Regions from separate parts of the Homo sapiens genome. Here all the other regions are linked to region 3. The links are chromatin contacts, found by Hi-C or POLR2A ChIA-PET in ENCODE. All regions are on one chromosome and are shown on one strand. The core of a region is the stretch at or near the end of the contact, and the rest is flanking DNA. Distances in the headings are between cores, read along the strand shown. Region 1 holds the start of SENP2 (SUMO specific peptidase 2). Region 2 holds the start of TRA2B (transformer 2 beta homolog). Region 3 holds the start of MFN1 (mitofusin 1).

Region 1 (3,288 bases), core at 18-2,517, 6.2 Mb before region 3:
GATCACTAAAGTTGAAGAGGGGGCATAGAATTTGTATAGTATTTTATTTTCCAGATTTTTAGGTAAGGAGGTCGATACAATAAAATGGGACACTCCAAAGAGTAGATGCTAAATAAGAATAGCTTTTGGGGCTGAGTGCAGTGGCTCATGCCTGCAGTCCCAGCACTTCCAAAGGCTGGGGTGGGCGGATCACTTGAGGTCAGGAGTTCAAGGCCAGCCTAGCCAATATAGTGAAACCCCATCTCTACTAAAAACACAAAAATTAGCCAGGCGTGGTGGTGCACACCTGCAATCCCAGCTACTTGGGAGGCTGAGGCAGGGGAATCGCTTGAACCCAGGAGGCGGAGGTTGCGGTAAGCCGAGATCGCACCACTGCACTCCAGCCTGGGCGACAGAGCAAGACTCCGTCTCAACCAAAAGAAAAAGAAAAAAAGAAAAGAATAGCTTTGCGTTTCCCCCAAATTTTAACCGAATTTAAGAGTACAGACTAGTGATTGTTTTAAAGGAGTGAGGCACCTAAGCCTTTTTACTCATTCACTAATTCTAAAGCACAAAACCCTTCTGGCCCCAAACACACAGACTGTTTGACAGCTGTTTTGGAACAAAACAGGTGCTGTTTCTTGCTGCAAGGACAGTACTTGCAGTCAAAACGGCTTTGGGCAAGCTATGAATCTCACTTCAACTGCACTTAATGTCTGCAGATGACACTTGCGAGGGTGCTTTGTAAACAGTGAGCCACAACAAAGACAGTATTCCTTCAATGTTAGTGTTCAGCCTAAGAGCGGCAAAGCCCCATTTGTTATCAGCAACCAGCTTGGCCTCTGACAAGAATGTCAAAGACCCTGCCATCACCGGCCGCTACGAAGACGACCAGCTCCTCCTTCATCAGGAGCTGCCTCCCTACAGCCTGGCGGGAGCGACTACGTCACTAGGATCCCGGCGACCTGTTTCGGGTGAGCCTGGCTGAATCAAAGCTATCACGGCCGAGGAGCCCGCTGTGGGGGAGGGGGTAAGGCCAGGCTGGCGCTCAGCCCCCTCTCGTCTCACCTGTCTGAGCGCCGCCTCTTCAGGAGGGCCCGGGCAGGGGGCACCGACCGGTCGCAGAAACGGAAAATGGTGCCGAGAATCCTAACCAGCCATCTGTACATACCAGGCCCAAGCAGCAGCGGCGGCCGACACACCCCGAGACGCAAACCCCAGAGCTGTCGCCGCCGCTGCCGCCTTCGCCGTCTTAACCACCACCGCCAGAGTTCGGTCGCTGATTTGTGACGCGATTCAAGAGCCCACAGATACAGCGTCCCCAGGGCTACCAGAGGCCCCCGCCCGCCACCACTCCTGACGTCACCTCCTCCCGCCCGACCGGAAAGCTCCATTCTCAATCTGCGCACGCGCAACCTAGCACCGCTCCCTATTTCCGAGCCCAGCAACAAGAGTAATTGTGGGACGGTCCCGGCCCAATCGCTGACGAGATCGGAAGGGCTGTCGGCAGGGTTTTCTCTTCGGCGGAGCCAATCCGGAGCCGGCCCGTGGGACAAGGCCCACAGGCCACATGTGAGGCTGCTCCACTCCGGAGGAGGCGTTCCGGGGTCCCAGAGGACATTAGGTGCTCAGTGTTTGCTGAATGCACATGTAAAGGTAGATCAGGTTAATTAACACACGTTTACCGTTTTAGGCGCCCTTTATTTTGCACTTACCTTTTGCCTCGTACTTTTCACGCATTGTCACCTTAATATGCCCAGCAATGGCGTGTGACAGAGAGTCTTAAGCCAGTTTTATAAGTCAAGGAAATTGAGGCATAGAGCGATTAAGTTATTTGTCTAAGATCACAAAACTAGCTAGAGACGTGGCTGGAACTTGAACCCGGGGTCTGAGTACCAGCGCCAGTCCCTCGCCCTTGAGGTCAGTCTACTTGGAGACATGTACATAGATAATTACAAATTACAATACACCGTAAGTGGTTGCTGTGATAAAGGTATGTGCAGAGTGCAGTGGGAGCCAGAGAAAGGAAAACCACACACTGAGGGAGAGAAGGAAAGGGCAGATGTCCTCAAGAAAGGCTTCACAGAAATTTAAGGATGAAACCTGCGGCCCACTAATGTCTCCTACCCTGGGCTAGTAAGTAATGAGTCTCGTTACTCTCCCTCTATAATTCCAATGTCACACTTCTAGTTAATTGTCAACTATAGGCCGGGCGCGGTGGCTCCTGCCTTTAATCCCAGCACTTTGGGAGGCTGAGGTGGGCAGATAGCTTGAGCCCAGGAGTTTGAGACCAGTCTGTGCAACATAGTAAAACCCCATCTTTACAAAAAATACAAAAATTAGCCGGGTGTGGTGGCACGCACCTGTAGTCCCAACTACTTGGTAGGCTGAGGTGAGACGATCACTTGAGCCCAGGAGGTTGAGACTGCAGTGAGTCGTGATCACGCCACTGCACTCCAGCCAGGGTGACAGAGTGGGACCCTGACGCACCCCATCAAAAAATTATCAACTGTAAAACAAATCCCACCCTATTTAGTGATAGAAAATCCAGTCCCCTCTTCCAAACAATCCTAAGAATCCTCAAAGGTTTTCATGCCCCACAAATCCATTCCTGATTAACTTGTTTCCTACTTGTGATTCAGTTAAGGCCAGAGTTTTACACTTGCTTGAACTTCAACGCTGGCACTCCCCAGTACAGCCTCTTCCTTTCCTCAATAGACAGCATTCCAGGCCGGGTGTGGTGGCACACGCCTGTAATCCCAGCATTTTGGGATGCCAAGGCAGGCGGATCACTTGAGGACAGGAGTTCAAGACCAGCCTGGCCAACATGGTGAGACAACCCCATCTCTACTAAAAAAAAAAATACAAAAATTAGCCAGGCATGGTAGTACACTCCTGTAATCCCAGCTACTTGGAAGGCTGAGGCAGGAGAATCGCTTGAACCTGGGAGGTGGAGGTTGCAGTAAGCGGAGATTGCACCACTGCACTCCAGCCTAGGCAACAGAGCAAGACTCTGTCTCAAAAAATAAATAAATAAAATAAATACATGTGTGTGTGTATGTGTGTGTGTGTGTGTGTATGTGTGTATATATATATATATATATATATATATATATATATATATATATATGTAGCATTCCAGAATTGTGCTGCAAGCCACCCCCTAGAGCTTCAGAATCACCAGCCACACACCTGAAGCTACCACCACTCTGGCCTCGGGGGCTGGGGTCATATCCTAGAGGATGGAAGCAAATCCTAAGTGTGGACACACCCGCCTCCCTTATTCCCCTAAGCATAGCAAACACCAAC
Region 2 (3,272 bases), core at 702-3,201, 6.6 Mb before region 3:
TGGTGATGGTTGCACAATTCTGTGAATAAAAGCCATTTGAACTGTACACTTTAAATAAGGGAACTGCATAGTAGGTGAGTCGTATCTCAATAAAGCTGTTAAAAAAAATCAGGAGTTGGGGATATGGGGCTGAGGCAGGAGGAACACTTGAGACTGGGAGGTGCAATGAGCCACCGCACTCCAGCCTGCACGACAGAGCCAGAGAGACCCTGTCTCAAAAAAAAAAAAAAAAAATCAAATGACCCTTTACCAGTATCAAAGTGCCTCATCAGCCAGGTACCACCTTTTCAATGGATGGGGAGACTGAAGTGTAGAGGAATTAAGTATCCGACTTGGGGGTTGGGGGAAGTGGCTCACGCCTGTAATCCCAACACTTTGGGAGGCCGAGGTGGGAGGATCGCTTGAGCCCAGGAGACCAGCCTGGCCAATATGCCAAAACTCCGTCTCTATAAAAAATACAAAAAATTAGCCTGGCGTGTTGGCAGGCGCCTGTAATTCCAGCTGCTACGGAGGCTGAGGCGGAGAATCACTTGAACCCGGGAGGCAGACGTTGCAGTGAGCCGAGATCGCGCCGTTGCACTCCAGTCTGAGCGACAAAGCAAGACTCCGTCTCAAAAAAAAGAAGAAAGAAAGTATCCGACTTGGTCTTGGGCTCTTCTCACTATAATCCAACTATATTCTCTTACGAAATGGCAGAATTAATCTTCCCTCCTTGTGACACCCCTGTAGTTATACATGCCTCTGGCACTTACAATCATTTTTTCTAATTGTGTTTAACGGTTCTAGCACATTACTTTGTAACTTTAGAATAGAGATTGTGTCTGATTCCTGTGTATTAAGGTCCGACCTTTTTTATTTTTATTTATTTATTTTTTAGACAGAGTCTCGCTCTGTCGCCCAGGCTGGAGTGCAGCGGTCCGATCTCGGCTCACTGCAACCTCCGCCTCCCGGGTTCAAGCGATTCTCCTGCCTCAGCCTCCCGAGTGGCTGGGATTACAGGCATGCATCACCACTCCCGGCTAATTTTTTTGTATTTTTAGTAAAGACTGGGTTTCACCATGTTGGCCAGGCTGGTCTCGAACTCCTGACCATGTGATCCGCCTGCCTCGGCCTCTCAAAGTGCTGGGATTACAGGCGTGAGCCACCGCACCCAGCCGATCTGACCTTTTTTTTTTTTTTTTTTTTTTTTTGAGACGGAATCTCGCTCTATTGCCCAGGCTGGAGTGCAGTGGCGCGATCTCGGCTCACTGCAAGCTCCGCCTCCTGGGTTCACGCCATTCTCCTGCCTCAGCCTCCCAAGTAGCTGGGACTACAGGCGCCCGCCACCGCGCCTGGCTAATTTTTTTGTATTTTTAGTAGAGACGGAGTTTCACTGGGTTAGCCAGAATGGTTTCGATCTCCTGACCTCGTGATCCACCCGTCTCGGCCTCCCAAAGTGCTAGGATTACAGCGTGAGCCAGCGCGCCCAGCCCGATCTGACCTTTTTTAAATGAAGACGTATTCAGGAAGGAAATATCTACAAGTAAGACAAAATTAAGTAAGAACCCAATGTACGAACATTCACTTCTCTAACAAAGGAAAGACACAAAACAAGAAACTAATAAGGCGGAGAAAGGAATTGAGATTGGGGGAAACAGCATCTCCTTCCTCCCTGCACACTCGGCAGGTTCCCTGGAAAGTTCTAGAAGGGATTCAGAAGTGGCTGGTGACATCACTGTGGCTCCGTGGCGCCCACTACAGCAGCCAAACGACACGCTAGCTTTCCCGCCTCATAGAGGCTCGTGAATGGGGGTGGGGCCCTGCGAGGGGCGGGGTCACGTCACTTCCTGTGCGGGACGCGCTGCAGCTGGAGAGGAAAGGCAGAGCGAGGAGGGGCGAGGCCAAGAAAGCGCGCGTTTCTGGGAGGGGAGGAGCCTGGCTAAGGAGCGCCGCGTCACATCCGGTAGAGTTAGAGCCCGTGCGGAGGCGGTGCGGAGCATTTCGGCTCTGAGCGGCTGGGCGACCGGCGCGTCGTGCGGGGCTGCGGCGGAGCCTCCTTAAGGAAGGTGCAAGAGGTTGGCAGCTTCGATTGAAGCACATCGACCGGCGACAGCAGCCAGGAGTCATGAGCGACAGCGGCGAGCAGAACTACGGCGAGCGGGTACGTAGAGCTGCGGTAGGGGGTGGCTGTGTGGTCCTAGCTCCTTGCATCTTTTTCTAGGCCCGTCGGCCTCGGGCCAGGAGGCAGGGGCGTTTTAGGCTCCGAAGTCTGAAGCCGGGAGGGCAGGCAAGGGAGACAGCATTTAACCAAAAAAAGCCTTTGTGGATAGTGCCTTAGTGCCTTTGGTCGTGAAGGAGGGAGGCCCCCGGCGGGTTTATGTGGCTTCTGCCCGAGACGGCCGTTTTTCCCGTTATAAGAGGGGGAAGATGAAAATGGCCGCTGCGTCCCCGCGGTGTTGGGGGAGGGGAGCGATATCTTATTTCGGCGTTGCTCTCCTGCGAAGGTCCGCCGCAGCCATCTTGGGCTGGCGGGCTGGGCGAGCTGCCAGAGGCACAAAATGGCGGAGAAGCCGCGCGGCAACGCGGACCCGACCCGCAGCGGGCCGCGCTTCGTAAGGCCGCGTGGTGGGGTGCAAGGGGACAGACGACGTTCTTTTGGGTCTTTGGGCCGGTGTTTAGGTTAACGAAGGACCGTCTTTGCCTCCACGGAAAGGACGGAGTCTGGGATGTCTTTGGGGCCTCTTAAGATGGAAACTAATCCAAGGCCGACTAAGTTCTGGGCCCGTTAGGTGGAGGGGATTGCGTGAGGGCTTTGTGTTTGGCCTAAATGAAGCGCTTTTCTCTGATGCCGAAAGGGCTTCCCAGGCAAAAATCTGTATCAGTATTCTATTAGGACAGACCACAAAGTCGTTAAGATGATTTTGTGGACATCGCATTTCCACGGGATTGTGAAGGAGAAATTGGCGGGCAACCATTTACGGCGCCGTTATTTCCTTTGTTTTGAGGCGTTCTAATACTTAGAACCACAGCGTGTGTTGGCTACAGTTTTCTTTCCCTTAAGTTTCCACCTCTTAAAGGTGTTCAGTGAGGGTTGATTGAATTGCGGGAACAAGACAGTTCTAGGGTTTAAACAGCATACGTAGCTGGTCTGTGGGGCTCTGGGTATTGGATTCGGAAAGCATTGAATGATGCGAACATACGAGGCTTGCTAGAATTAAGAGGAATCTGTTAGAAGGGTGATAGAAAAGCACCATAGAAATTGATTTTTGAGGCTGTGGGAATAATTTGTGCTT
Region 3 (3,060 bases), core at 449-2,948:
ATGTCTGAGGTCTTGGCTTAACTGCTAAATTGGGGAGGAGACAAGTATAATGGTTAAATGTGGACTGCCTGATTTTTTGTCTGGGCACTTATTAGCTGTGTGATCTTGGGCAAACTGTTTAACTTTTCTTTGACTTCGTCTCTTCATCTTTAAAATGACAGATGGTGGTGATGAAAATTAAATGAACTATTAACATAGCTATTTCTCATCACCTAGTGGTGATGAAAATTAAATGAGCTATTAATATACTAAAGTTCTTAGTTGTTATTAATACCATTTAATTTTCCCCTTCTGGAGGTTAGAAAGGGGTTTTATTCATTATGGTACTTCTCATAGTATACAGTATAATGCCCTATACATGTGTTCAATAACTAACGTTGAAAGAATAAGCACTTTTATATATTTTCAACAGTAATTACTTTAAAAACTTAAGAAGAACTAACCTTCAACAAAATGTGATCCTTCAGTAACAAACTCCAGTAACTGGTCAAAGATTGCAGTAATCGCCTTCTTAGCCAGCACAAAGTGCTTCAGTGGAGAAACAGGTTCTGCCATTATGCTACTAGAGGGAGATAAAGTTAGAAAAGCACCAACTAAAGTGGATGATAGACATGCAAACTGATGACACACCAGTGACATTCATCAACTCCCCAATGAAATAAATTATGCTGGCAAAATGTTTTTAGGTAATTCTTTTTTGGGAGTGTTCTAGTCAGACAGTTAGAGACGACTTTTGAATGATATTTCACTAAAATAAGTGAAATCTATTAGCCAAAATCTTGGTTGCAATTTCTACTCAATTTCCCTTTGGTGAAGACGAAACTAATTGTGACTAAGTTTGTCACTGCATGTGACTCTAAAGTACATCAGGGAACAGGGTTAGTGAGGCGAAGCCAAATTCACACACAATAAGGAAGTTACTAAGTTTCTCAACCTGAAGCTCTAGGTGAGTAGGAGTGGATATGCAGAGTGAGGAAATAAAATTCTAAGATCACAATGTGAGGCTGACATTTAGAAAGGTAAGGCTTCAAGAGGGCATTAACGCTTCCAGCCAAAGTACCAGAAACTTCAAGGACTATAAGTTTAAGAAAGCATAGGTGGTTTCTCAAGAAAAAGACACCAAAGACAAACAATCACGGTCTAATCCTGGTGTGTACATGGAAAGGAACAGTGGCCATAAAGAAGGCGGATTCTTCCAGAGAGTCAAGAAATGACCGCGCGAAGGAGCTGCGTGGGAAAAGCCGGGTGGGGGTAACGCCCCGGTCCGGCCGGTGTGAACACCTGCCTTAGAAAAGGCCTCCCACCTTCCCACACCGGGCGCAGGAGTCAGGGCCAGAGCCCACCCCCGCCCCGCGCACGACCGTCTAGGTCCGGATCCCCCAATCCCACCCCCGAGCACGGCCTCGTGGGCTCCGTGGGCTCGACTCGGCCGCCAGCCCCGTTCGCCCGACAGCTGGCTCTCTCCTTTCCCACAGGACCGCGGCGGGCGGCGCCTCGTCACACAACGCTGCATGCACGACTCCCGCCCCCGGTCCCCAGTCGCTCGAAGGTCACTCCGAGCGTCGCAAACGTGCTGTCGAGGCAGCCGGCACTCACAGTCTCCGCTCCAACTATCACCCGGCAACAGCAACTCGGCCACAGATGCCAAACTGCCTCATCTTCCCGAGAAGTTAAAGGCGGAGAGGAGGCAGGGGGAGTGGCAAAGGGCGGTCACTTCCGGCCTCTTGCCTCCTCTGTTCTGTTTGGCTCCGTGGCCGGAAGCGCATCTATGCCAGGCGCCATTTTCCTTAAGGGCAGAAGGCAAGGTTTGTTGTGGGCAGAGACTGCTACCAGGAGAGTGGTTTTCCGTTCCCCCTTCCAACTTCTTCCCCTCCCTTCTCCCCTCAAAGTGTCCAAGTATCTGCCCAGCCTAGGCTTAGCTAGCTTCCAATGATGGTGGTGGCTGACGCCTATAATCCCAGCACTTTGGGAGACCGAAGGGGTGGGATATCTCTTAAGCCCAGGAGTTCGAGACTAGGCTGGGCAACATAGGGAGGCGCCCCCCCCCCCGCCCCCGACCCTCTTCCTCCTCCCCGTCTCTACAAAATTAAAAAATGAAAAATTAAAAAAATTTTAAAAACTTAGCGAGGCGTGGTGGCACACACCTGTGGTCCCAGCTACTTCGGAGACTGAGGCGGGGGGATTGTTTGGGCCCGGGGCTGCAGCGAACTGTGATTTATCGTGCCACTGCACTCCAGCCTGGGCAAGAGAGCGAGACATTTTTTCAAATAAATAAATAAATAAATAAAAGAAAAGAAATCCAGATCGTATTACTTTCCGAACTTAAAAAGCTTTCCAGGCCGGGCGGGGTGGCTCACGCCTGTAATCCCAGCACTTTGGGAGGCCGAGGCGGGCGGATCACAAGGTCAGGAGATCGGGAGCATCCTGGCTAACACGGTGAACGCCCGTCTCTACTAAAAATACAAGAAGTAGCCGGGCGTGGTGGTGGCGGGCGCCTGTAGTTCCAGCTACTCAGGAGCCTGAGGCAGAGAATTGCTTGAACCCGGGAGGCGGAGGTTACAGTGAGCCGAGATCGCGCCACTGCACTCCAGCCTGGGCGACAGAGCCAGACTCCATCTCAAAAAAAAAAAAAAAAAAAAAAAAAAAAAAAAAAAAGCTTTCCAACAGCTTGCCATTATACTTAAAATTAAAGCTTCGGATGGTAACCGCCCAAGGAAAGCCTTCACCTTGCCCGCTGACTAGCCAGAACTGATACAAGACAGGGGGATTGCAAATAAAGACTTAGTCACGCAAAGCCGGCTGTATGGGAGACTGGAGTTTTATTATTACTGAAATCAGTCTCCCCGAGCAGCACTGGGGAGCAGAATTTTTAAGGACAATTTGGTGGGTTGGGGGAGGCCACTGAGCCAGGAGTGCTGATTGGTCAGGGATGAAATCGCAGGGAGTGGAAGCTGTCTTTCTGCACGAGTCAGTTCCTGGGTTGGGGGACACTAGGTCAGATGAGCCAGTTTATCGGTCTGGGTCGTGCCAGCTAATCCATCAGTTCTGAGCATAGGTAGT

What was found. Hi-C counts contacts between places; a loop is a spot of excess contacts on that map. ChIA-PET counts read pairs that join two places held with the same protein, here RNA polymerase II (POLR2A). Pooled maps may share reads with other maps.
Region 1: a loop to region 3 is called in a map of CD8-positive, alpha-beta T cell, with 32 times the contacts of the local background. The contact joins the promoter of SENP2 here to the promoter of MFN1 in region 3. A Hi-C loop is called at or near these places in 2 of 168 maps with a recorded cell type or tissue (CD4-positive, alpha-beta memory T cell and CD8-positive, alpha-beta T cell) and 7 of 50 pooled maps. POLR2A ChIA-PET finds 5 or more read pairs at or near these places in 2 of 52 experiments (Panc1 and activated T-cell).
Region 2: a loop to region 3 is called in a pooled map, with 13 times the contacts of the local background. The contact joins the promoter of TRA2B here to the promoter of MFN1 in region 3. A Hi-C loop is called at or near these places in 7 of 50 pooled maps.

Annotation. Positions count from the first base shown.
Region 1 is chr3:185,584,274-185,587,561 of GRCh38, reverse strand. SENP2 (SUMO specific peptidase 2) reads right to left here and starts at 1,267. Exons shown (of 17, transcript NM_021627.3): 1 at 1,048-1,267. The coding sequence starts at 1,148. RefSeq lists enhancers at 1,188-1,587, 1,628-1,677, 1,171-1,789, 1,790-2,408, 2,409-3,028.
Region 2 is chr3:185,936,693-185,939,964 of GRCh38, reverse strand. TRA2B (transformer 2 beta homolog) reads left to right here and starts at 1,951. Exons shown (of 9, transcript NM_004593.3): 1 at 1,951-2,140. The coding sequence starts at 2,105. RefSeq lists enhancers at 2,020-2,479, 1,890-2,617, 2,520-2,729.
Region 3 is chr3:179,346,347-179,349,406 of GRCh38, reverse strand. It overlaps MFN1 (mitofusin 1), which reads right to left and starts at 1,698. Exons shown (of 18, transcript NM_033540.3): 1 at 1,597-1,698; 2 at 444-562. The coding sequence starts at 555. RefSeq lists enhancers at 907-1,126, 1,460-1,989 and a silencer at 1,247-1,406.